Regions from separate parts of the Mus musculus genome. Here regions 1 and 2 are each linked to region 3. Evidence: chromatin loops called from intact Hi-C (ENCODE). Cell type or tissue: left cerebral cortex. All regions are shown on one strand. Region 1 overlaps Csgalnact1 (chondroitin sulfate N-acetylgalactosaminyltransferase 1). Region 2 overlaps Csgalnact1 (chondroitin sulfate N-acetylgalactosaminyltransferase 1). Region 3 overlaps Csgalnact1 (chondroitin sulfate N-acetylgalactosaminyltransferase 1).

Region 1 (8,000 bases), 130 kb before region 3:
AATAACCCCATTAAAAAATGGGGCTCAGAGCTAAACAAAGAATCCTCAACTGAGGAATACCGAATGGCTGAGAAGCACCTGAAGAAATGTTCAGCATCCTTAATCATCAGGGAAATGCAAATCAAAACATCCCTGAGATTTTACCTCACACCAGTCAAAATGGCTAAGATAAAAAACTGAGGTGTCAGCAGATGCTGGCGAGGATGTGGAGAAAGAGGAACACTCCTCCATTGCTGGTGGGATTGCAAGCTTGTACAACCACTCTGGAAATCAGTCTGGCAGTTTCTCAGAAAATTGGATAGTACTACTGAGGGATTCAGCAATACCTCTCTTGGGCATATATCCAGATGTTCCAACTGGTAATAAGAACACATGCTCCACTATGTTCATAGCAGCCTTATTTATAGTAGCCAGAAGCTGGAAAAAACCCAGATGTCCCTCAACAGAAGAATAGATACAGAAAATGTGGTACATTTACACAATGGAGTACTACTCAGCTATTAAAAACAATGAATTTATGAAATTCTTAGGCAAATGGATAGATCTGGAGGGCATCATCCTGAGTGAGGTAACCCACAAAAGAACTCACATGATATGCATTCACTGATAAGTGGATATTAGCCCAGAAACTTAGAATACCCAAGATAAAATTTCCAAAACACATGAAACTCAAGAAGAAGGAATACCAAACTGTGGATACTTTGTCCCTCCTTAAAATGGGGAACAAAATACCCATGTAAGGAGTTACAGAGAGAAAGTTTGGAGATGAGACAGAAGGAAGGACCATGCAGAGACTGCCCCACATGGAGATCCATCCCATAATGAGCCACCAAACGCAGACACAATTCCATATGCCAGCAAGATTTTGCTGATAGGACCCTGATATAGCTGACTCTTGTGAGGCTATACCAGTGCCTGGAAAATACAGAAGTGGATGCTCACAGTCATCTATTGGATGGAACACATAGCACCCAATGGAAGATGTAGAAAAAGTACCCAAGGAGCTGAAGGGGTCTGTAACCTTATAGGAGGAACAGCAATATGAACTAACCAGTACCCCCTGAGCTCATGTCTCTAGCTGCATATGTATCATAAGATTGCCTAGTCGGCCATCATTGGCAGGAGAGGCCCTTGGTCTTACAAAGATAATTTGCCCCAATACAGGGGAATACCAGGGCCAGGAAGCGGGAGGGGGTGGGTTGGAGAGCAGGGTGGGTGGGGGGAGGGTATAAGGGACTTTTGGGATAGCATTTGAATAGTAAATGAAGAAAATATCTAATAAAAATTGCTTAAAAAAAACCCCAAATTGGCCCATGTTAAAAGAAAGAAAGAAAGGGAGAAAGAAAGAAAGAAAGCATCCCAGATGAAATGTAGTAAGTAGTAACTCAGAGTTATTGATAGGAAATAGACTTTAATAGCATAGAGGGTCGATGCTTGCCCAGCTCTAGTGCTGATTATGGCTTATTGTAATATAAAGGTTGTGTGTGTGTCTTTTATCCAGGAACCAAACCATCAAAGGCAGGGTAGAAACCCTGGATTAGAATCAAAAATTTCTGGCTGGTGAGCCTCCTATCTCTGCTTCCCTAGCTATAGGATTATAAATGTTCACTGATGCACGTGGCTTTGTACACAGATCTGGGCATCTGAGCTCAGAGCCTTATGCTTGTGTCCCAAGTACTTTATCCACTGAGCCCTCTCCCAGATGGGTACTCTTTAAGATGGCTTTTGATATTTGTAGATAAGCAGGATGGTTGCTGGTTGAGAGACGGGTAAAACAATAAAGAGAAACTTTAACTTACATTTGGAGATGTGGACAGAAAGAGCTGGAAAGGGCTTCCTCCCCAGCTTCACAGTGAGCAAAGCTGGGCAAACAGTGAGCTGACTATTCATGAGGCTGACAATTTTGCCTCAAGTATAATAGAGGGCAGGTCTCAGCATTAACTTGCCCCCTGCTCCTTGGCAACCTCACAGGATTACAGAATTCTGAATGTCCTCTCCACAGAGAAATAATAAATGTACAAAAAGACAAATGACCAGCTTAACCTCAAATTTGCAAATTTGAGAACTCGAGGTTTAGAGAGAGATGCTGTCTCAAAAATTGAAGCGAATAGTTGCTTACTATTCACCTCTGGCTTATACACATGCATACATACATGTGTGTGAGGACCTGTGCAGGCATGTGCACATGTGCATGCACACACATAATATAAACTTACAATTGTTTGCATCTATCCAAACATCACACTACAACAAATACAACCTTTAGGCATGGCGCCCCTTGTGTAAGTAGAGAATGCATGAAGAAGCATGAGTTTTGGTCTTGGACTTGTGAGTTTTGATCCTAACTTCAACACCGTGTGCTCTGTCCTTGTGCTCATAGCTTGCTCCCTGTCCTGGGGGCTAGTACCTCCATCAGGGTTCAGAGACAAGGTTTTGGGAAAGTGAGTCTCATGATAGCATCTGGGAGATCAATGACACTATACATGGTTAATTTATCCTTTTCTAGATTGAGGAATATTATATCTCACAGCAAGGAACAAGAGAGTAATGCCTGTGGCCATGGCAGTGTGTTAGCCTGGCCTCCAAGCACTCAGTGTGGTCCACACAGAATCAGCCCCAAGAAGCCTGCCAGGACCCTGCAATCAGCCATTTAATCTGCAGGGTGGTAGGCAGTATTTTTTCTTCCATGTTCATTCTTTTTATAGCTTATGACACATTCAGCAATTAAGATTCTGAAAAAATATGAATTTTTAAGTGTGCTAGTATTGCTGATTTGGGGTTTATGCTGTAAAAGCTTCCAGATAAGGTTTAGCTTTATTTGGCAGTGTTCATTTCTTTAAATAGAAGCCACAGCACACACCACTTCTTGTCAATCAGCACACAGGATCCAATCTACTGGATTTCATCACAGTAGCCATCTCTTGTGCAATTTATTACTGAGTTGCTTAGAATTCTTTCTCTACTTCTTCTCTGACACACCTTTGTGAAAGAGAGAAATATCTATGACTGCTATAAAATTGATTGATAAACACATTTGGGTAAAAATATGAGTTTCCAAAAACAGTTCCCACCTCTTTTTTTATTCCCTGGAATACAACTCAGCTGTGTTACCAGATGACAATTTACCTCGTATTGGGATTAGACTAAATGTGAGGACTGTCAGCTATCCTTTACAGGGCTATAAGAACCTAAAGTTCGGTTAGCTTCTGGGACATGTTTATGCTATAAAACAGACATTAAGAAGGAAAAGGACTACATAAAGTCTGGTCTCAACCTATTGGACACTGGCAGTTGCTGAAAGAAGCAGAGGCTACAGAGCCAGTTTTCCTTAAAGTCCTCTGGGACTAAGACGATATTTCTCTCTATCTATTATAATAACTACTATTTCCAGGAACCATATTCTACCTGAGAGCATAGAAACAGAATAAGGGAGGGATCTATGCATTGGGCAACCTGGAAAGCATTTAACAGCACTCCAGTTGGTTCTCCAGTATTAATAAAACAGAACAAAGTCTGAGGATGAGTTCAGGAGAATTGCTTCTCAAACTGGCAAACTGCACTGTGAAGAAGTAATTATAGGCCTCCTACCCGATTTAACACATTTTACAAGAAATGTTAAATGAAGCATCTCCCTCCTTCAAAACATGCTCTCTCTTCTTGGATATTTTTTTCCTACAGAAAAGCACAGAGAGAAAGACAACAGGCACTCACCTCCCCCTTCCTGAACTTAATAAATACTTGTGTTAAGTCCTTTCTGCTTCAGATTATTTTAAAACAAAAGGAATAAAATATCCCAGATAACCGGACTGTTTGCTCTCCCTCCTTCCTCTGGAGAAGTCTTGGTGGTAAACTTGGTGTGTTTCCTGTCTCCAAGTACATAATCCTTAAACTGATCCTTGTCTTTTAAGGGACCCATCCTTCTTAGAGATGCTCTTACTGCCTCATGGTAAGTGCTATAAAGCAAACCAGAGGTTAGGCTGCCACAGCCTTACTGAATGGTAATTATTTCCTAGTACATGGACTATAAACTCTGCCCAGTCCCTAGATATAGTCAAGCTGTGTTAATTTTCAATTATGCATTTTATAGAATGACAGAGACAATTACATTAATTTATAGCTTTCTCTGAGGTTTTTAATATTTTAAGCCAGAAGTCACAGATCATTTCCAGGGACATAGCTTAAGCTGGTTAATTAGGAACTTTTCCTAGAAGTATTCCTTAAGGAGGAAGAATCAAAGCTATGGGGACTTGGTAGCTTGTCTCCTTGCAAGCTGTGATGTGAGAATGGGACAAACCAGCAATTGAATCACTTATGGACCTAACCAAGCCATGACCATATGTTTTGCTCTGTTGCTGGCTTGAATGAATATTCTCAAAGGAGTCTTTGGAAAATGGAAGGTCTTTACTCTGAGTTACCACAGGCTATCCCTGAGCTTTTATGGACTGACACCTATGCTAAACATTCTAAATACATAAGTAACCTGAAGACTCCTCCATGTAAAAGCCCTCCAGATACTTCAGAATATTCCAAGTCAGGTTGAGCTTTGAAAGTCCAAGGTTCTCTTAGTGAGAGCTCCAAGACCCCATCAGAAAGCTGTGCTTTGAGCATCCAGCCCCCCTGGTCTCCTTTCTGCTTCATGAGTTCAGCAGGTGTTTCCCAGCTACAAGGTCACTTGAGCTTTGCATGCTGTAGAACACACATGCCTGTGTACATATGCATGCAGGCGCACATGCACACACACACACACACACACGTAAAGATCTTGACAGGCAATATTGAATAATTCTACTATTGAGAAGATAAATAAACAGGGGCCAAGGCCATGATCAGTTCAGTTCAGGGTGTGGAGTATTTGAGAGGGACAGTAGGGAAGTTTCTGAGATGTAGTTGGAACCAGGAGATTCTGGTGTCCTATAGCAAGGGAGAAAGGATGTGAGGTTAGAAATATAGGGAGGTGGGGAGATTTGGGAAGATTTAGGGGCAGTGAAGGAATACAATCCAAATATATTGTATGAAGGAGGTAAAATAAGAAATGTCTGTAATTAAAATGATTAAATAAATAAATCCAAGTGTGCTGGCATGTACTACATACACACACATGCACTTTCTTACCCATTCAAAACAAAACAATAACCAACAAGACAAAAAAAAAACCAAACCATGACAATAACAAAAATAATTCGTTCTCTAATGTAGTGATTCTGGGTATATCAACCACACTCCAGGGTAGGCCCCATGCTCAGGAGTAGTTGACCAACACAAAACATAGACTCCATGCTTTAAGGGGGTTGTGATTATGATTTTTAGGGTTTGGTTTGTTTGTTTGCTTGTTTTTAGTGGGTTCTGGAGATGGAGTGCAGATCTCCACATCTTCAAGGCAAGTGTTTTACTAACTGAGCCATCCATCTCTCCAGCTCCCATTTGCTTGTTAATTTTCTGTTCTCATCTTACCAGCCTGAGCCCCTTGAAAGCAAGACCTTGCTCCTTATCACTGGATTTAGGATGGTTTAGCTTGACAGCTACAGTCATCTGCCACAAAAATGATCTGTGAGAGAATGACTGTGTATGATGACGGTCACATATAATTCTGTCACTGATAATGTTGTAGTTGTCTTAGTTTATCCAAGTACACACTATGGTGTTTGTTTCTACAAGAATAAAATCATCCTGTAAGGCATTTCTGGATTGTATCCCTTGATAAGGGAACCATGATTATACAAGTACACATTTCTTATATAAGAATGATTAATAACATCAAGATTCTTTGATGGTCACTGAGACGAAGCTTAAGTCCTTTTCCAGAGACTTAAAGATGAAATTAACTTCTTTCCTTAAAAATGTACCTACTTGTATACAAACTTTTAACTAAAACACAAGCCAGCATCTCAATGAATTCAGCTCTCACTCTGTTTCCTTAACTTGCCACCAGTACTAAAAAAATGTTGAAAATAGGGCCAAGCAGATGTCAGTAAAGTGAGGTGCAGCCATGAAGCCTGAGTTTGGATTCTTTTTTTATTTTATTTTATTTTTTTATTTTTATGTTCTTTTTTTAATTGGGTATTTATTTCATTTACATTTCTAAAGCTATCCCAAAAGTCCCCCACACGCTCCCCCACCCACTCCCACTTCTTGGCCCTGTCGTTCCCCTGTACTGTGGCATAAAAGTTTGCACGACCAATGGGCCTCTCTTTCCACTGATGGCCAACTAAGCCATCTTCTGATTCATATGCAGTTAGAGACACGAGCTCGGGGTGGGGGGGTGCAGGGGGGTGTACTGGTTAGTTCATATTGTTGTTCCACCTATAGGATTGCAGATCCCTTTAACTCCTTGGGTACTTTCTCTAGCTCCTCCATTAGGGGCCCTGTGATCCATCCAATAGCTGACTGTGAGCATGGATTCTTGTCACCCATGTTAAAAACTGAGAATGGTGGCATGTGTCCAAAGTCCTAGCATTGGGAAGGTTGATACAAGAAGGTGCCTGGGAATTACTGACCAGTCCATCTAACCAAATTGGTGAGCTCCAGGTTCAGTGAGAGACCCTGTAACAAAACATAAGGTACAGAGTTATTAAAGAAGATATTCTACATTGACATCCAGTCTTCACATGCAAGTATACACACATACATATGTGTACACATACATGTGTATTCAGATACGCCTTAGAAAGAAGAATGATAACAAAAATACAGATAAGCATAAATGTGATAGTCCTTATCTCCCCCACTGCCCAATCAGTGTTTCTGTTACATTTTTAATTCCCCTACCTCAGGGTCCTAAGTGCTAGAATTACAGACATGCAAACAGCGTTTAAGGTTAGCTTTAAATTTATTCTTGTACTCTCACTTGTTCTTCCCTGTGGGATGGAGATGACTAGGCATAGATGAAAAAACAAGCTCAGAGCAGCTAAATAACATGCCTGAGTCTGCTTATGTGGTAGGAGAGAGATTAGATGTTATTCCTTTGTTCGAGACATCATGAGAATTGAGAGGATCTTGCTTGCCCTGCCACTCAGAGGTACTGCTGGGCCCATTCTTCCTGAGCCTCTATGCTATCCTTGGTTTAAAAAAAATGGACAGCCCTTCCGCTCGACTCGAGACTCGAGCCCCGGGCTACCTTGCCAGCAGAGTCTTGCCCAACACCCGCAAGGGCCCACACGGGACTCCCCACGGGACCCTAAGACCTCTGGTGAGTGGACCACAGTGCCTGCCCCAATCCAATCGCGCGGAACTTGAGACTGCGGTACATAGGGAAGCAGGCTACCCGGGCCTGATCTGGGGCACAAGTCCCTTCCGCTCGACTCGAGACTCGAGCCCCGGGCTACCTTGCCAGCAGAGTCTTGCCCAACACCCGCAAGGGCCCACACGGGACTCCCCACGGGACCCTAAGACCTCTGGTGAGTGGACCACAGTGCCTGCCCCAATCCAATCGCGCGGAACTTGAGACTGCGGTACATAGGGAAGCAGGCTACCCGGGCCTGATCTGGGGCACAAGTCCCTTCCGCTCGACTCGAGACTCGAGCCCCGGGCTACCTTGCCAGCAGAGTCTTGCCCAACACCCGCAAGGGCCCACACGGGACTCCCCACGGGACCCTAAGACCTCCGGTGAGTGGACCACAGTGCCTGCCCCAATCCAATCGCGCGGAACTCGAGACTGCGGTACATAGGGAAGCAGGCTACCCGGGCCTGATCTGGGGCACAAGTCCCTTCCGCTCGACTCGAGACTCGAGCCCCGGGCTACCTTGCCAGCAGAGTCTTGCCCAACACCCGCAAGGGCCCACACGGGACTCCCCACGGGACCCTAAGACCTCTGGTGAGTGGACCACAGTGCCTGCCCCAATCCAATCGCGCGGAACTCGAGACTGCGGTACATAGGGAAGCAGGCTACCCGGGCCTGATCTGGGGCACAAGTCCCTTCCGCTCGACTCGAGACTCGAGCCCCGGGCTACCTTGCCAGCAGAGTCTTGCCCAACACCCGCAAGGGTCCACACAGGACTTCCCAC
Region 2 (8,000 bases), 84 kb before region 3:
ATACTTAGGCTTGATAGATGCATTAAATATGCTTTGAATTGGTGAGGCCTCTTCCAGCTCCAAGGACCTGAGATTTCAATTCACTTCTTTTGTTTTAAATAAGTGAGGAAACAGAGGTTGGAAAATAAGGAGATTAAAACAGAATCATCATGAGAACCAGTTGTCTAACCCCATCCTGCCTCTCTTTTATTTAGTACTAGAATCTAAGATTGTTATTTGGGTCTCCCGAGGGGTTTACATGAGCTTCTGTATGTGGAGAGGCACAGCGTGGCAGAAGGGGGAACATGAGGCCTTGAACTGGCACACAGGGATGCACAGGGCTGATGCTGGGCTTAGCTCTGTGTAAGGATAAAGTGTGAAGGGTGAAAGGTGAAGTTGCTGAAATGTCAACAGAAATAGAGCTTCTTGAATTTAAATGTGGCTTGTGGGTCATTTGATGACTCCTGTCACTCTTATCAGTATATTAAAATGAGATTTATCTTCATATCGAATGAAATTGCTACATTTTTATAGCTTTGCAGCACACACACACACACACACACACACACACACACACACACACACACACACACACACACACACGCATGCACACCACATACATAAAACAGGAATAAAAGCATCCATTCCATTGAGCTTTATGGAATTAATTTTTCATGGCACCAATTGCATAACATCTATGTGGTTTTCCCTCCTCTTTAAGTAGGGATAATAAGAAGGACTATTTAAGCCTTTCCTTAGGATCACATGTTGATAGAAATGGAAGGCTCCCAGCTCTACACTGACCCTTAATAGATATCACTAAATGCAGTGACTTCTATCATTGTCAAGCATTATTATAACCCGGGCTTATGTTCACTGCCAGGAGTCTCTTTCTGCTCCCTCACAGACTTCCTTGTCCTCTCTGAAACCCCCTCAGTCATTTGAATGTATTGGCTGCTCCTCCAGGGAAATGTCTATCATGTTCTGAAGAGCTTTCATTCGTAGGTCAAGAAGTATATAATTTTTTCTTTTTTCAGTGTTTAAAGATATTTTGATTTGTTAGTGTAAGACATAGCTGTAATACTTTTCTGTTGTCACAGAATCCTAACATTAGGTTTTTATTTTAATATATCCTTTTGTAGTATTTGTCTTGGATCCTCAGTCTCTAAGCTGAAGTAGAAGGGTCTTTCTTGACCTCAATTATTCGTTCTACTCAAGTTATTGGCATCAATTTCCATAACCAGTAACTGCGCAGCCACAAGAATAAAATGAGATCAAGCTTTACAGAGTTACTAGCCTTCTTAAACATTTGCCAGAGATGGATAGAAGTTCCTGCCACTCTTGCAGATGACCTGGGTTCATTTCCCAGAACCCACATGAGAACTCACAACCATCTACGACTCCAACTCCAGGAGATTAAATGACTTATTCTAGCTTTAGTGAGCATTAAGCACTCATGTGGTTCAAATACATATGTGTAGGCAAAACATACACACACATACACCACATACACATATACACACATGTATATATATATATATATATATATACATATATATACACATACATATATATGTAAATAGAATAAAACATTAACTGAATAAAATGCTTTCTTAGACAGTTTGAATATCTTGGTTATCTGTAAGCTTCAACATTCACTACAAAGGAATCCTACCTAAGTTCCATCAGTTAGCAAGGCCCCATTGCTGAAGATGATTAAAAAACTCAGGGAACACTGATAAGTGAAGCTGGTGCCTACATAGGGCCTTCACCCTTATGCTTTAGTGTCTTTCGTATAGCATGGTGTTCTGCATGCTACCAAAAGAGAAATGTATACACCAACCTAGCCACAAACCCATGTTCAAGAATTCTGTTCTGCCTGAAAGATATGCTAGGCCAATAGTGGCACAAAGCTTGTGGGGGTATCCAACCTATATCTTAAGGCCAATCAGTTTGGGCCAAACATATTCAAACCACCACAGGTGTGCACAGCTCCTTCCTTTACATTCAATCTGGACTACAGCCTATTGAATGGTACCACCCATATTTATGGTGGGTCTTCCCACATCATTAAACCCAATTTCTTCATAGGCATGCCTAGAGGATTATCTCCTCGATATTCAAGATCCTATCAAGTTGACAACCAATTTTAACTATTGCATATGGTGTTTTCCATCTTAGTCATGGGCCTTGCCATTCATCCTTTGTTCAGGACATGTTCAGGAGTCATCCATAGCTTTCTCATTTGCTTATATTTCATTTTCAATACATTAGTAAATCTTGGTTGTGTTTTCAAAATATATATCTAAAATGTGTACTTGACACCTTACTATTTCTTAGTCATCATTTTTTCCACATTTTTGCATTTCTCTCATTACTCATTTGACTCTAGTCACTAATCTTTAGCCATTCTTTGGCTCTTCTATTGTGTTTCTGTAGGTCTTTGTCCTTGCCATTCCTCTGGTTCTAAGGATGTTCCACCAGTTGTCTATAGGGCTATCTCTTTTACCTATCTTCTAATCCCTGCTCAAACATCTCCACAGAAACCCTATCTCTCCCTTACTCTCTCTTTCGTCTCTTACTTATAAAGTATATTAATAGCACTCATCCAATTTGGATTATATACATTGTCTGCTTCCTGTTATTAACTCTTTTATAATAAGCTGCTTGAGTTTACTCCTTCAGTGCTATACTGTGGTTTCCTAGAAAAGTACCTAGCCAGGATAGACAGTGCATACTTGGTGAATGAATGAACTGAAAGACAAATGGTATATTCTTAACTAAAAGGATGATGATATGGTTATTTCTAATCTTTTCTAAAACATTGTATTAGAGGAAGGATAAAGAGATGAATCACTAGTGGCCTTAGAGTGAACACCATAGGTCTGCTTTTATAATACCCAATGTTAGCACTATAGTAGAAGCTGATGAATTAAGTTCTGGCTCTTACATACTTAAATCTGGTTGTATGAGTCACATCAGACCAAATTACCAAGTATAGATGTGAAAATTAAAGGCAGGAACAACCAATTTTCACTCAATAGTACATCTTGAAGTTTGAGGAAGGTGGGGCAAAGCAGTACTGAACTTGGTATGGACCACATTGTACATAACAATGATGGTAATCATTGTCATTTACTCATAGAGCCATAATTGTTCCAACCTGCCCCCTGCTTCCAGGGATCCTTCTTGCTGATATCTGTTTTATTGTGAATAGGTTCCTTGAACATGCATGACAGATTGGAGAGTTGCCATGTGGATCTACAGTCCTCAGTGTGAGAAGCTTTAAACAATCATTTCTGTGGCTGGAATCTTCAAATGATCTACTTTTTATTGCCTCTGGAGCATAACCAGGTTGGTTGTGAAGATGTTGTCAACATTATTTTTCTCATTGTTATGATAAAACATCCGACGATTTAAAGAAGGAAACATTTATGTTGACTCAATTTGAACATACAGTCTATCAGTACAGGGGAGTGGTGGCAGCAAGACATATTGTATCTATAACTGGAAACAGTGAGAAAGGAATCCTGGTGCTTAACACACTTTCTCTTTTTTTTTTTCCATTTTTTATTAGGTATTTAGCTCATTTACATTTCCAATGCTATACCAAAAGTCCCCCATACCCACCCACCCCCACTCCCCTACCCACCCACTCCCCCTTTTTGGCCCTGGCGTTCCCCTGTACTGGGGCATATAAAGTTTGCGTGTCCAATGGGCCTCTCTTTCCAGTGATGGCCGACTAGGCCATCTTTTGATACATATGCAGCTAGAGTCAAGAGCTCCGGGGTACTGGTTAGTTCATAATGTTGTTCCACCTATAGGGTTGCAGATCCTTTTAGCTCCTTGGGTACACTTTATCTTTTTTATTCCAGCTCATAGAATGGTGCATCTCATACGTACGATGGGTCTTTCCACTTTAGTTAATATAATCTAGACACTACCTCTCAGACACATTCAAGAGTTGTTTCCATGGTGATTCTAATCTTACCCAGTTGGCAATCAGTATTAGTCATCCAAGATAGAGCAGATACATAGCGAAAAGACTTAAACTAAGATACCCAGTGTGGACTTTCAAACCCACATTGCCTTGTAGCTGAGTTCCTTTGGAGTGAGTGTTTGAGCTAACCAACTGAATCATCCATAGAAACGGTACTAATTCTCTCAGGGTCTGCATCCTCCCACTTGAAACGCTAAGACGATGTTTGCTTCCTCCTTCTCCTAAGGCTGCATTGGAGAGGAAGAATATTTCAGATTACTTTTACTTCTAGTTAGCACTAGACTGGAGGTTTTTGATGAAGCATGAAAGACAGTGCTCACAACTTAGCATGTCCTATTGCCACAACAGAGAAACTATTATTATTCAGTAGCATGTCGCCATAATGAACCATCTCAAATGATAAATGGTCACTGTATTCTGTTCACATTTTCCATTTTCTTTTCGGAGTTCAGCCTTTTCTTGTTTGCCAAGCTTTGTATAAGTCTTATTTAGTCCTTTTTCTTCTTTTTGTGGCAGTATACCATGTTTCTTTTAAAAACAAGAGCCGAGGTTTAACCATGCTATGACTAGAATTTAAGATAAGTAGTTTATAAACTATTAAGATCTATTTCTTGCTTAAATTTCAAGACCAAAATATTATGTAGTTGTCACATCGACATGACTAGAAAGAGAGACAACAATGAAAGTGTTTTCTGCATTGTCTCTACAGGCTGTCTACCGTTTACTCAGTTGTTAATAGTATTCTTTAGCTGTCCAGATTGCACGGTGGTTTCCAGTATCTTAAAGGCATTCGGCGATGCATTGACACCTTGCAAGGAAGGTGCTAAATATGTCTGAGATATGACTCACTCCTGTTTGCAGAAGGAAGCTTCAGTGGGAGGAAAACATTTCCAGGCATCCCTAAAGCTAGATGGAAGGCAGAATTCTTCATGAATACTCTGCAATTTTTTGTTATTTATTAATCTAGTGGGTAGTTATTGCTAGTTCCTCTTGGTACCAGTTTCTGTGATATGTAGGCACTTAAGGAAGACCTCTGTACTATGGAAAGTATTTCTGCTTTGTAAAGAACTTGATGGTAGAATGATGGGAAAGCCAGAGCACTTCTGTGAGGCTGATGAAAGATTGTCAAGTGTGGGTGGTTGAAAAGTTTAACAAGAAAGAGAAAGAGAGGGAGAGGGAGAGGGAGAGGGGGAGAGGAGGGGGAAGGGGAGGGGAGGGGGAGGGGAGGGGAGGGGGAGGGGAGAGAGAGAGAGAGAGAGAGAGAGAGAGAGAGAGAGAGAGAGAGAGAGAGAGAGAGAGAGAGAGAGAGACTGAATTGGAGCACATTTGTAAAACTTCTGACCTGTGTATTAAAGTATTGATATACTGAACACCATGTTCCTGATTCTGTACAAGTTCATATTTTTACTTTTCTCGTTACACACACACACACACACACACACACACACACACACACACACACACACACAGAGGCACTCACATACATGTACACACATATTCAGAAACAAGAAAAATCTAATTGCCTCATAGAACAGAACAGTTAAATGATATGGTGTCTAATAAATTGGAATTCTCCATAGTCATTAAAAACCATACTGTAAATTAATATTTAATGGGTTGGGGATTGCTTGTCACATTTTAAATGTAAAAATTAAAAGTATGATGTAAAATATATCAGTTTGCTAATGTTGTGCTCTCAATCTGACATGCTGTGAATGCTATAGTGGTCTGTGCTACTCCTCTGCCTAGTCCTGCACCTCTCATCATCTACCCATCCTCAATGGCCCTTCATCTTCCTGCAGTTTTGGTTGCCTTCTTGCAAGCTGCCATGTTCATTTGTTTCTACCACTTTTTTACCACCTTTATCTCCTGATAGAATATAAGTTATTAGTGGCAGAAACTTTTATATAAGTTGTTCACAGTGACTCCTCAAAAGCTAAGGGCAGTCAATGTACTGTACCTAGAAGCTCAGAATAAACAGCGATGAACGAATTAATAACAGAAATGAAGTTAAATTATAATATGATTGGTCATACTTGTATTTTTCTGAATTTTATGTTTTTCTATGATAAACAAGCATTTCCTCTGTAGTTAGACTACACATGAATTCCTCATATAGACCTAAAGAGGTCGTCTTTAGGAATGGCTGAGAATCAATGATTGAAGAGGGCAGAGCCAAATCCTTCTGGTTGAATGTAGACAGATCTTTGTAACTGTTGTGTATAGTCTGGGTTCTGGGCTTGTCTAACCCTTGAGTCTTAAGTCTATTTTTGTTTTCTTTATCCACCATCTCCATCATTTTTCTTTCCTGAGCCCACATGCTGGTTCCTGGACTCCACGCTGTTCATGCTAAGGTCTGCCCTCAAACCTTGTCTGTCTTCTTCCTAGGTTTGTTGTTTGGGTTATAATGTCAATATCTGTGTTTTCTTTGAACATGAGCTTGTATCCTGTTGTTTTTTTCATGACATTCTGTACTGATTCTAGCCTCATTATTTCTTTAATTTTCCTGGCAGCAGTAGAATGGGCCAGGTCCTCAGTGCAATGCCCCCAAGCTGCAAGACAACCATGTTTACCACTGTTAGCTGAAGCAGTCAAAAATCTGCCTCCAATGGGAGCCCAGTGGAATCTGGCTCAGTCTATTTTAAGCCATAAACCAACCATAGAAACACTAGGAGAACATATGCTTTTCTTGTTTCTTGTGTTACCTTTTTTTTCTTCTTCTTCTTCTTCAAGCACATGACAAGCTGCTTGAGAAAAAGCTTTCTATTTTCTACTTTTCTTGTCTTCAGTAGTGCGGAAGCTCTTCTGGTCTTAGAGTTATTTCTATGTGTTTTAGTTAGTGGATACTTGGATTCCCATGTAGAAAGTAGACATGGTTTCTGACTTTTCACAGGTAGCATCAGAGTAGTTTAGGGTGGCTTGAGTGCCTTTGGAGACACTATATATGTATACACATATATATTTAATGTCAGATTGTTATTAATATTTAAAATGCAATAAATGAAAGTGAAATATTCAAGATCAAACTTGGTTGCTGTAATCTCCTGTTAAAATGGTATTGCTTTGTTCAGAGGCATAGATTGATTTTGTGGAAGAAGGATATTACATAACAGATTCCTCAATTCAATAAAGGCTTATTGAGATTCTGCTGTTTATTACTGCAGCAGGCAGTGAAGGAAATTGTAGAGATCAGCTAAAAATGGTCCATTAACAGTACAAGCCAGAAAGACCTATTGTTGAATATTTCAAAGAGGAAGAGATTCCTCAGGAGTAGGTAAGCGTGCATGGACATTGTAATGAAGACAGAATTATGAAAACATTAGTAGGTGTAGCTGCTAGCCTAGCAGAAACAAAGGACTGCACACGAGGATAAGAAAAATCAAGAAAGGATAGGAAGAGTGTCTTTTGTGAGAGGCAGCCTGTTGTTCATGGGCAGGATTTCAGGGAACAGGCAGATGAGTTAGTGAGAGATGAGATGAAAAATACTTTCATCGAAAGCAACTTAGGGGAGAAAGGGCTTATTTTATCTCCAAGGCTATATATGTCATCGCTTTAGGGAAGTCACAGTAATAGGTGTTAGAAATAGCAGGTCATATCATATTTAATGTCATGAATGCATACCTAGCCCTCAGAGTCGTTTCTACTATTGTATAATATAAGGCCTCAAGCTAGAGAATAGTACTGCCCATAGTGGACTAGGCTTTCCCATATCAATTAGGGAAATCAAGACAACCTCTCACAGTTATTCCTACAAACCAAGTCACCTGGGTAATCCTTTGTGGACACTCTCTCCCCAAGTGATTCTAGATTGTGTCCTTTCAGCAGGTTTAGGAAGACTTTGGGGCTGGAGTAAGTTCCCCCAGGTTCAGCCTCCTAAGGGATGGTGCGAGGTGTAACATTGGACATGAGGTTTAAAAGAAAAGGTTCACAGTTTCCATTGTGTTTGACACAGAGGTTGTCAGCAGTTTTTGGGATTTGTGATAGTGTTCTTTTCCCCTGAATTCAATTATTAAATGAAGGT
Region 3 (8,000 bases):
AGATTCCCTGGGGCAATACTCATTTGCATTTTCTGTGCAGTTTTGTTAAATGATGCATATGTACAAGCAATATTACTGTTTATTTATTTGAAACTTGAGATAATATTTTTCCTGCATCTCTGCTGTAAACACCATGATCTTTCTGTTAATCCTTCCACCAGCTCAATCCAGTAGATTAATTGAATAAGGTCTATTATATAAACATTTATACAGCATTTATATCTTCATGATGAAATATTTTGTAATGTCACAGTCCGTTTCTGAAAATTTAGATGGCATGTTCTCAGTTCTCTTGTAGTGGGAGCATGACAAGAAATAAACAGATCCAGCAGACCTGGTGCATTTTTAGATTAATCACAGTTCATCAGGATGCTGCAGTGACTTTTTTTTTTTCTTGACTATCATCATGGACATGCTCACATCTGGGAAGATGACAAAAATTGCCACTGAGAATAAAAACGTCTGTTCAGCTTTGATGAAAGGTTGAAATTCTTCATCTAGCTGTGTCATTGGTCCTGTGAATAGAGTAGAGCAAGCTTTGGTGCCCACAGTAGAGTCTTGGTAGTATGTAGCCAGAGGGAATTGTAAAGAAGGCAGAGAATCCAAACTTTGTCTGTTCTTCCTCACACTCATGCTCTGGGCACTTGTCCTGAGTAGTCACCCCTGAGAAAGTTGGGGCTGTGCAACTGCAGAGTAGAGGCATAGGAGATGCCTGTGACGACCTGAGAGATGCGATAAGGATTCTAGTAGCAGATAGATTCTATGTGCAGTCACAAGAAGCAAGTATGTTTTCTGTTCTGAAAGAGATTTGAAGATGGTTCATCTGATCTACGTCATAGTTTACAAGTGACTTAGTGTCGTATGAAGACACAATGGCAAAGCTGAAAGTGTGCTTCAACTTCTAATATTTGTTGTGTAGTTTTATAATTTGATTTGTATGTATGCATATTTGGATATCCATGGAAGGCAGAGGTCAATGTTGGGTGGGGTCTTTCTCAATACTTTATCTTACTTTATGACTGTCTCCTGAGAGGCTCTTATTGGACTGAGCATGGGGTCCCCGATGAAGGAGTTGGAGAAGGGACTGAAGGAGCTGAGGGAGTTTGCAGTTCCATGTGGGGGTGGGGGTGCAACAGTGTCAACTGGCCAGATCCCCCACCCCTTCAGCTCCCAGGGACTGGGCCACCAACCAAAGAATACACATGGAGGGACCCAGGACTCTGGTCGCATATGTGGTAGAGGATGGCTTTGTTGGACATCAGTGGGAGGAGCGGCCCTTGGGCCTGAGGGCTTTCAATGCCCCATTGTAGGGGAATGCCAGGGCTAGAAGGCAAGAGTAGATGGGTGGGTGGGGGAGCACCCTCACAGAGGCAAGGGGAGGGGGATGGGATGGGAGTTTCCGGAGGGGAGACCTGGAAAGGGGATAACATTTGAAATGTAGATAAAGAAAATAGCCAATAAAAGAAAAAAAGTTTTTTTTTTTTAAATAGTGTTTCTTATGAAACCTGGAGCCAGCAAGCTACAAGGCTTGTCCTGTCTTTGTCTCTCCAGTGCTGAGATTACCTAGTTTGTGTGTGTGTGCTGAGGGTCTGCGTTAGTCCTCATGCTCATGTGGTAAGTAATTTGTCAACTGAGCAATCTCTGAAGCCGAGGTCTGATAGACTTTGACCATAGTGCCATGCCCCATCTCCATTGTGCCCACTGCTATATTGGTGATCTACCTTTGTGCATTGTGTAGTGTGGTTTGGGGGCCATCTCTGTTGCCTGGGTTATTGAATGTTGGATGAGCTGTTGTTGATCTTTGAGTCTTCCTTGGGATGACTTGTCTTTGTGAAGTGGGGAAACCAGTCCTGAGAGGTGTTTTTGACTAATGTGGACACATGCATTAGGACTTTCTCCTCTGTATCAGTGAATATGAATCAATCTTTATACTAAGAAAGTCTAGAACCTCAAGTGTTGAAGAGCTTGGACTCTTTTCAAGCCCCCAACTTGTAATCATAACATTTTCACACATCCCTCTTTTTCTTTCAGCTTCTTCCACTGTGACTAATTTTAGACAAGAATTTTCAGCTGGGCTGGAGATCAACAGTCAAGGATCAGACTCTCTCACTGAGAACCAGTGATGTGGTCCCAACCCTTTATTTTACAGACCTTGAACTAGACACCCATAGGACTTGCCTAAAGTCTTAGTCACCTAGATGACAGGGCAGATTTCTTGTTCTGGATTAGATTAAATGTTGCAGATTCCCCCACTGCACTGTTCACACCTCCTTCACATCTTGGATGCTATTAAATTGAGCAGGGCCAGTCCAGAACCGGTAGTGTGTCTAGTTCAATGAGTGGTTAGTTAGTGTGGATATAGCTACAGTGTTACAGACTGCCTCCTTGGAAAGAGCTCTCTTTAGGAGGAACATTTGCTTGTGTTCATCTTTGAGAGACAGCAAACAGAAAGACTTATATTTCCTTAAAAAAAAAACAACTAGGTATAGCTCTGACTTTACTGTCAATTAGCATCTCTGTATTTATGCACCCACTCCCCAAAAACCCCATAATTTGTTTCTAATTGCCATGTAATCTGAAATATTTTGATTTTCCTACACCTTAGTGTTTTCTCATAAAGATAGTTCACATTTTATTATTTCTTTTTAAGATTTACTTATTTTATATGGTGTGAATGAGTGTTTTGCTTGCATGTGCACTTGTGTACCATGTGTATGCCTGGTGCCTGCAGAGGCCAAGAGAGGGTTTCAGATTCCCTGGACTGGATTCATGACTGGCTGTGACTTACCAGATAGGTCCTGGGAACTGAACACAGGTCTTCTTCAAGGGCAACAAGGCACTCTTAACTGCTGAGCCATTTATCTGGTCCTTCACCCTGTGTATTAAAGGAACAGCAGGTGATTAAACAGTTTAATTGGGTTACACAAGATTATCTCCGTTGATCAAAGTGAGAAACTGCAATGCAGGAATTGAGTGTGGCCTACTCTCATGGAAGAATTATGAAGAAGATATTTTCTCAATGTGTATCTGTGTCTTCTGAATGAGGGACACAACGTTCATCCTGTTTTTCATTTCACAGAATAGCAAAGAGAAACCTCTGGGTGTGGGGATCATGGCTTTGGAAATCAGTTGTGCCCAAATCACACTATTTACAGTCAAATTATCCAATGTGGAAGGAATGCAGTTACGAATATAGTCGTATGCTTCTTGCAGTGCTTAGCATCCAAGGGTGCTTTCTTTTCTGAAACATAGTTTTGAGGAATATGGTAATTTTAGAAGCTGAACATACAGTGCTGATCCTGTCCCAGCTCTGACTCCAAATACCATCAGTCAGAGAACTCCACTGACTCATATTTAAAAAGTTGTCACTCAGGGTTCTGCATGTGCACTATGGGAATCTCAGTGGATGCTTGGGAAGGTTACTGGTGCACTTTCTCTGCTGCATTTGCCATGTTTGAAGTCCTTCCTCCTTACTGTACCAATTAGTGGGTCTGAAACACATGATGGGTTAGATGAACGGAAGGAATTTGACGAAAGTGAGGAAGGCTTATAGCTTCAGGCATCTTCACAGTCTTGGTCAAGCTGTGTTTTTGAAACCATTGGAAACAGGTAGTTGGACAGACTTGTCTAAGGAATGATGTATTGACTAGCCTGGCTCTAGCATTACTCGTAATGTGGTCACAGTTCTTAGGTTGACTTGTCATAACAGGAGTAAAGGCTGGCTGTGGCAGTTGGAATATGCTTGGCCCACAGAGGTGGCATTATTAAGAGATGTGACCTTGCTGGAGGAAATACATCACTGTGGGAGTGGGCTTTGAGGTCCTATGCTTAAGTTCTGCCCAGGGTGGTAAAAGACCTTTCTCCTGGATGCCTGCAGAGAACAGTCTCCTGCTGCTGCCTTTGTATCAAGATGCAGAACTCTTGACTCTTCCAGCACCATGTCTGCCTGGATGCTGCCATGCTTCCCACTATGATGATAATGGACTGAACTTTTGAAACTGTAAGCCAGCCCAAATTAAATGTTTTCTTTTATGTGTTACCTTGGTCATGGTGTCTCTTCACAGTAACAAAACAAAACAAAACACCAAAAGCCAACCAAACAAACAAACAAAATCTGAGACACTAGTTTATTTGAAGAGAATGTGCTAATGAATGGTTGGCAAATTCTATTCCTTTGGATAAATGAGATAGTGGATATCCCAATCTGTAGAGTCCCAGATAGAAAATGTCTAAAACCCACACGTACAGTTTTTCTCTAGATTTCTCAGGGAGACTGTGCCCTCCCCTCAAACTTGAGTGGGCTGAATCAGACCTTGTTTGCCACAGTAGGCTAGCCCACTTAGGGTGGAGTCTTCTGACCTAGATGAAGTCTATTGTCCTGCCACATCAGCAGCTGCCTTCAAGAAGCCACCACCTGCTGAGCAGCTGAGCTTGCCTTCCTGATGAGATCCTGGCAAAGTGGGGAATGGGTTTTCCCCCTTTAAAAATCAGACTCAAGAATTAAAGTTGAGGGCTGGTGAGATGGCTCAGTGGGTAAGAGCACCTGACTGCTCTTCCGAAGGTCCGCAGTTCAAATCCCAGCAACCACATGGTGGCTCACAACCATCTGAGATCTGACTCCCTCTTCTGGAGTGTCTGAAGACAGCTACAGTGTACTTACATATAAATAAATAAAATCTTTAAAAAAAAAAAGAATTAAAGTTGAGCCTTGATCAGAGAACTTTGTCTTGGCTCATCGTATTTCCCTCACTGTCCTTCCCATCCATCCCCAGCTTTCCTTTTAGGAACCCAGTAACCGGTGGCCATTGGCGGCTACAGGATACACCACCTTTCTCTTCACCATCTTCTCACCACTTAAACAAGTGAAGCCACGTCAGGTCCTCCTTAATCCTCACTCTCTGAGCTCAACTGTCAAAAACAGTGTGGGCTACAAATGATATGGAAGAGAACTCACACAAAACAAACATATTAGGGCTAAGGGATAATTTCCTTGCTACCTTCAGAATCCCACAAGCAAAGCTCTGTGTTGATACTTCTCAAGTGTTCACTGGATTTTAATTTTACTTTTGGCACATTCCCATACTGTGATATTCTTTGTGTTATTTAGGAAGACTTATGAAAACATTTGTTTTTGTCATTGAGATCTCCATCCATTCATTTATTTATTTATTTATTTATTTATTTATTTATTTATTTATTTATTATTTAGTTGTTGGAGAGGTGGGGATGGGGAAAGATGGGGCAAATAAGGGAAGACTGTGTTCTCAAGGCCTCAGTGAGAGATTCGGGTGGAATATCTAAGTGGTTCATGCTTTTCTCCAGCTACTTTGGACCCCACCTGCATTACTAAAGACCCACATAAGAAACTAGTATCTTAGTTTCATTTCTTGTTACTGGGATAAAACACCCTAGCAAAAGCAATTTAAGGGACATGAGTTGATTTGGGTTTATAGTTCCCAAAGTTTATCATAGAAGGGGATCATGTAGATGGGCAGAGGGAAAGTGGTGGCAGGAGCTAGCAGCTTGTTGGTCACATTTTATCCACACTAAGAAAGCAGAATAAACAGGAATTGGGGTTGGGCCATAAATCTTCAAGTCTTACACAAAGGGATACATTTCCTCTACTTTAGGAAGTGAGGCCCTACTTCCTAAAATTCCACAACCTTCCCAAACAGAGTTGACAGCTGGGGTTAAGTATGTAGATATGTCAGCCTATGGTGGAGCATTTCACATTCAAATCACAACCAGTGCCTATGTGGACAGGGTCAAGTAGTACAAAGAGGCAAGCTTGCTTTTCTTTTCAGTGTTTTTTTTTTTTTTTTTTTTTTTTTGTGGAAGAAAAAAAAATCCTGGCTTTACTACATATTAGCCATGCAGATTTCTTAACCTCCTTCTGCCCCTCTGTAATAATGGAAAAATTAATGCGCGTGTTGTGGCTATTGAATGGCTTCCTAAGCGGTACCATGGTATGGTGAGGGCTCATTGCCTGTGTCCGGCTGAACACACCCCATTCTCTTTAGCATATTTAGTTAATCTTCTGAGAATTTTCACTATGCTGTTTTGTTTCTATCCTGGTCACTGCTCTTGGTTTTGCTGGCGACTCTGCATTCTTGTATTGCGCTTTTTTCTTTACTAGCTGGAGAGGATTCCTCTCTGGAGGAGCTAGAGGCTTGGGATTAGTAAGGAGACCATGCACTTCCCAGAGCCCAGGAGCAGAGTTTTAATGAGTTCTTTTACTAGGAAAGGAGGAAGAAGCTGAGCTGTTTGTCCTCTGATTCCAACCTGCCTAGTGTCAGGGTCTAGGCTGGCTGAATGTGGATGACTTGGTGCATATGAAATGACTGAAGGCTGCTGTTCCAGCCACTGGGGTGAGAGAATGACGGAGCTTATTAATGATCTTGCAGAGCTACCAGCCGACAGTCTATTTGTTTTCATTATGTAAACCAGCATGGTTTGGGATTATGCAGATTTCCACCTTTTTACTTAGAAGGCAAAGAATATTCATTAAGGATATCAATAAAGACCTTGCCCCTGATGGAGTCTCCGAGGCTGTTTCCTGCATGCTGAAAGACAGAAGAGAAAACTTAGGGGGTTGAGAGAGACTCAGAGATTGATTGGAAGGCAAATTATAAACCCATTTCAGCTCTTGGCCTGCAGGCTGGGAAGTAACATTATTTGTTGTCAGGGATGGAAAACAACTGAGATTCAGGTCCAAGTGATTATTCCACGTTGACACTGCTGCCTCTCTGCCAACTGCAGCTCCATTTAGACATAGATTAATTAGGCTGGTGGGGGGGCGGGGGGCGTTGGGCTAGGAGAGCTGTGTGGAAGCAGGCAGCTCGGCCAGGAGTAGTCAAAGTTGGAGGTCTGGAGACTTGCCCCTCCCAGGAAGATGACACCCCACTTCCACTGCTAAAACCAGAGCAAACCAGGGTGAGAGAGTGTGGATAGAAAACAGACCCTACTTCTATAGCAAAGCAGTGTACATTTCCACTGATTTGTTAATGCCAGTGAGGCAAAACAAAACAAAACAAAACCCAGAACCAAAAACAAAACAAAAACAAAACAAAAAAACAAAACAAAAAACAAACAAACAAAAAACCCAAAAACCCCCACAACAACAGAAAACAACCTTCAAACTCACTTGCTGGCAGGCTGTCCCTATGGAGACAGGGTGGGGGGTTGGGGTGGGGATGGGGGCAGCAAGTCATCTGTAGACTTTAGTGGCTTATCAATCTTTCCTTTGGCCTTGTAGAAATCATCTTGGACTTTTTAATCATTCCTGCATGTGAAATGGAAATGTAGTGTGTATACACACACACAAACGGATATATTATGTCCATTACTTGAATTATGAGACAGACAGAATAAAAATAAGGAAAATTCTTGGGGAAGTGAGCCCCATGTTAGTTCATTGAAAACAGTATATTACAGGCTCCACATGAGGACCTTAGTGTCTCTCCAGAATCTTTCTTACTTATGGGGAGTCTTTGGTCTGAACATCTTCATATTCTGCTTGTATCTCAGCTGACAGCATCTGTTTTGTCAAGGGCTGGGACAGTGTAGGGTCCATCCGTAACTCACCCCACCATCCTTTAGCGAGGGCAAGATGTACAGAGAGGGGGCTGGGCAGGGGTTCTGGATCTCGGGATTTGGGTGGGGAGCCGGATGACAATCAAAAGCACCCAGTCTGTCTTCTCCAGCGTCTTTGGCAGGCACTAGTCCTGCCAGCAAAGCTTTCCTCCAGGGCTGAAGCAGGCTGGCTTAGTGTTGCGAATGCCAGTGGTGGTCACTGGTAGTAAGATTCCCAGAGGGAACCCTTGCAGCGTGTGAACCTTTTCAGAAAAACTCAAATGAGGAATTTTCTCTTTTACTGTTAACACTTCATTGCATGGATTTTTTTTCCTCCAGTGGTGGCGCTGAGCTGAACACGGTGCTAGCAGAAGGGGGCGGTACTTTCCCTCTGGACCCTGACTTGGAAGCCAAGTGCAACTCCAGCG

The links. Peaks named below come from ENCODE experiments on the same cell type or tissue, not always from the same donor. Only the 100,000 strongest peaks of a DNase experiment are listed, where the experiment ranks them.
Region 1: it touches region 3 in a loop (2.9-fold over the local background); 3 of 42 quality-filtered maps call a loop at or near these places.
Region 2: it touches region 3 in a loop (5-fold over the local background); 3 of 42 quality-filtered maps call a loop at or near these places.

The regions. Positions count from the first base shown.
Region 1 is chr8:68,682,818-68,690,817 of GRCm38, reverse strand. All of the region lies in intron 1 of Csgalnact1 (chondroitin sulfate N-acetylgalactosaminyltransferase 1), which reads left to right. Among named protein-coding and RNA genes, the nearest start is that of Csgalnact1, 48 kb to the left of the region's middle. In left cerebral cortex, no CTCF peak of the experiment used is centred here; DNase peaks (open chromatin) are centred at 2,821, 3,587 and 6,896; H3K27ac peaks cover 2,089 bases.
Region 2 is chr8:68,641,132-68,649,131 of GRCm38, reverse strand. It overlaps Csgalnact1 (chondroitin sulfate N-acetylgalactosaminyltransferase 1), which reads left to right. Exons shown (of 10, transcript NM_172753.5): 2 at 3,197-3,333. Among named protein-coding and RNA genes, the nearest start is that of Csgalnact1, 90 kb to the left of the region's middle. In left cerebral cortex, no CTCF peak of the experiment used is centred here; DNase peaks (open chromatin) are centred at 4,128, 4,803 and 6,633; H3K27ac peaks cover 1,810 bases.
Region 3 is chr8:68,557,032-68,565,031 of GRCm38, reverse strand. Csgalnact1 (chondroitin sulfate N-acetylgalactosaminyltransferase 1) reads left to right here. Exons shown (of 10, transcript NM_172753.5): 3 at 7,912-8,000. Among named protein-coding and RNA genes, the nearest start is that of Csgalnact1, 170 kb to the left of the region's middle. In left cerebral cortex, a CTCF peak has its summit at 7,917 (motif pointing right); DNase peaks (open chromatin) are centred at 3,283, 6,397, 6,689, 7,953 and 2 more places; H3K4me3 peaks cover 457 bases; H3K27ac peaks cover 1,862 bases.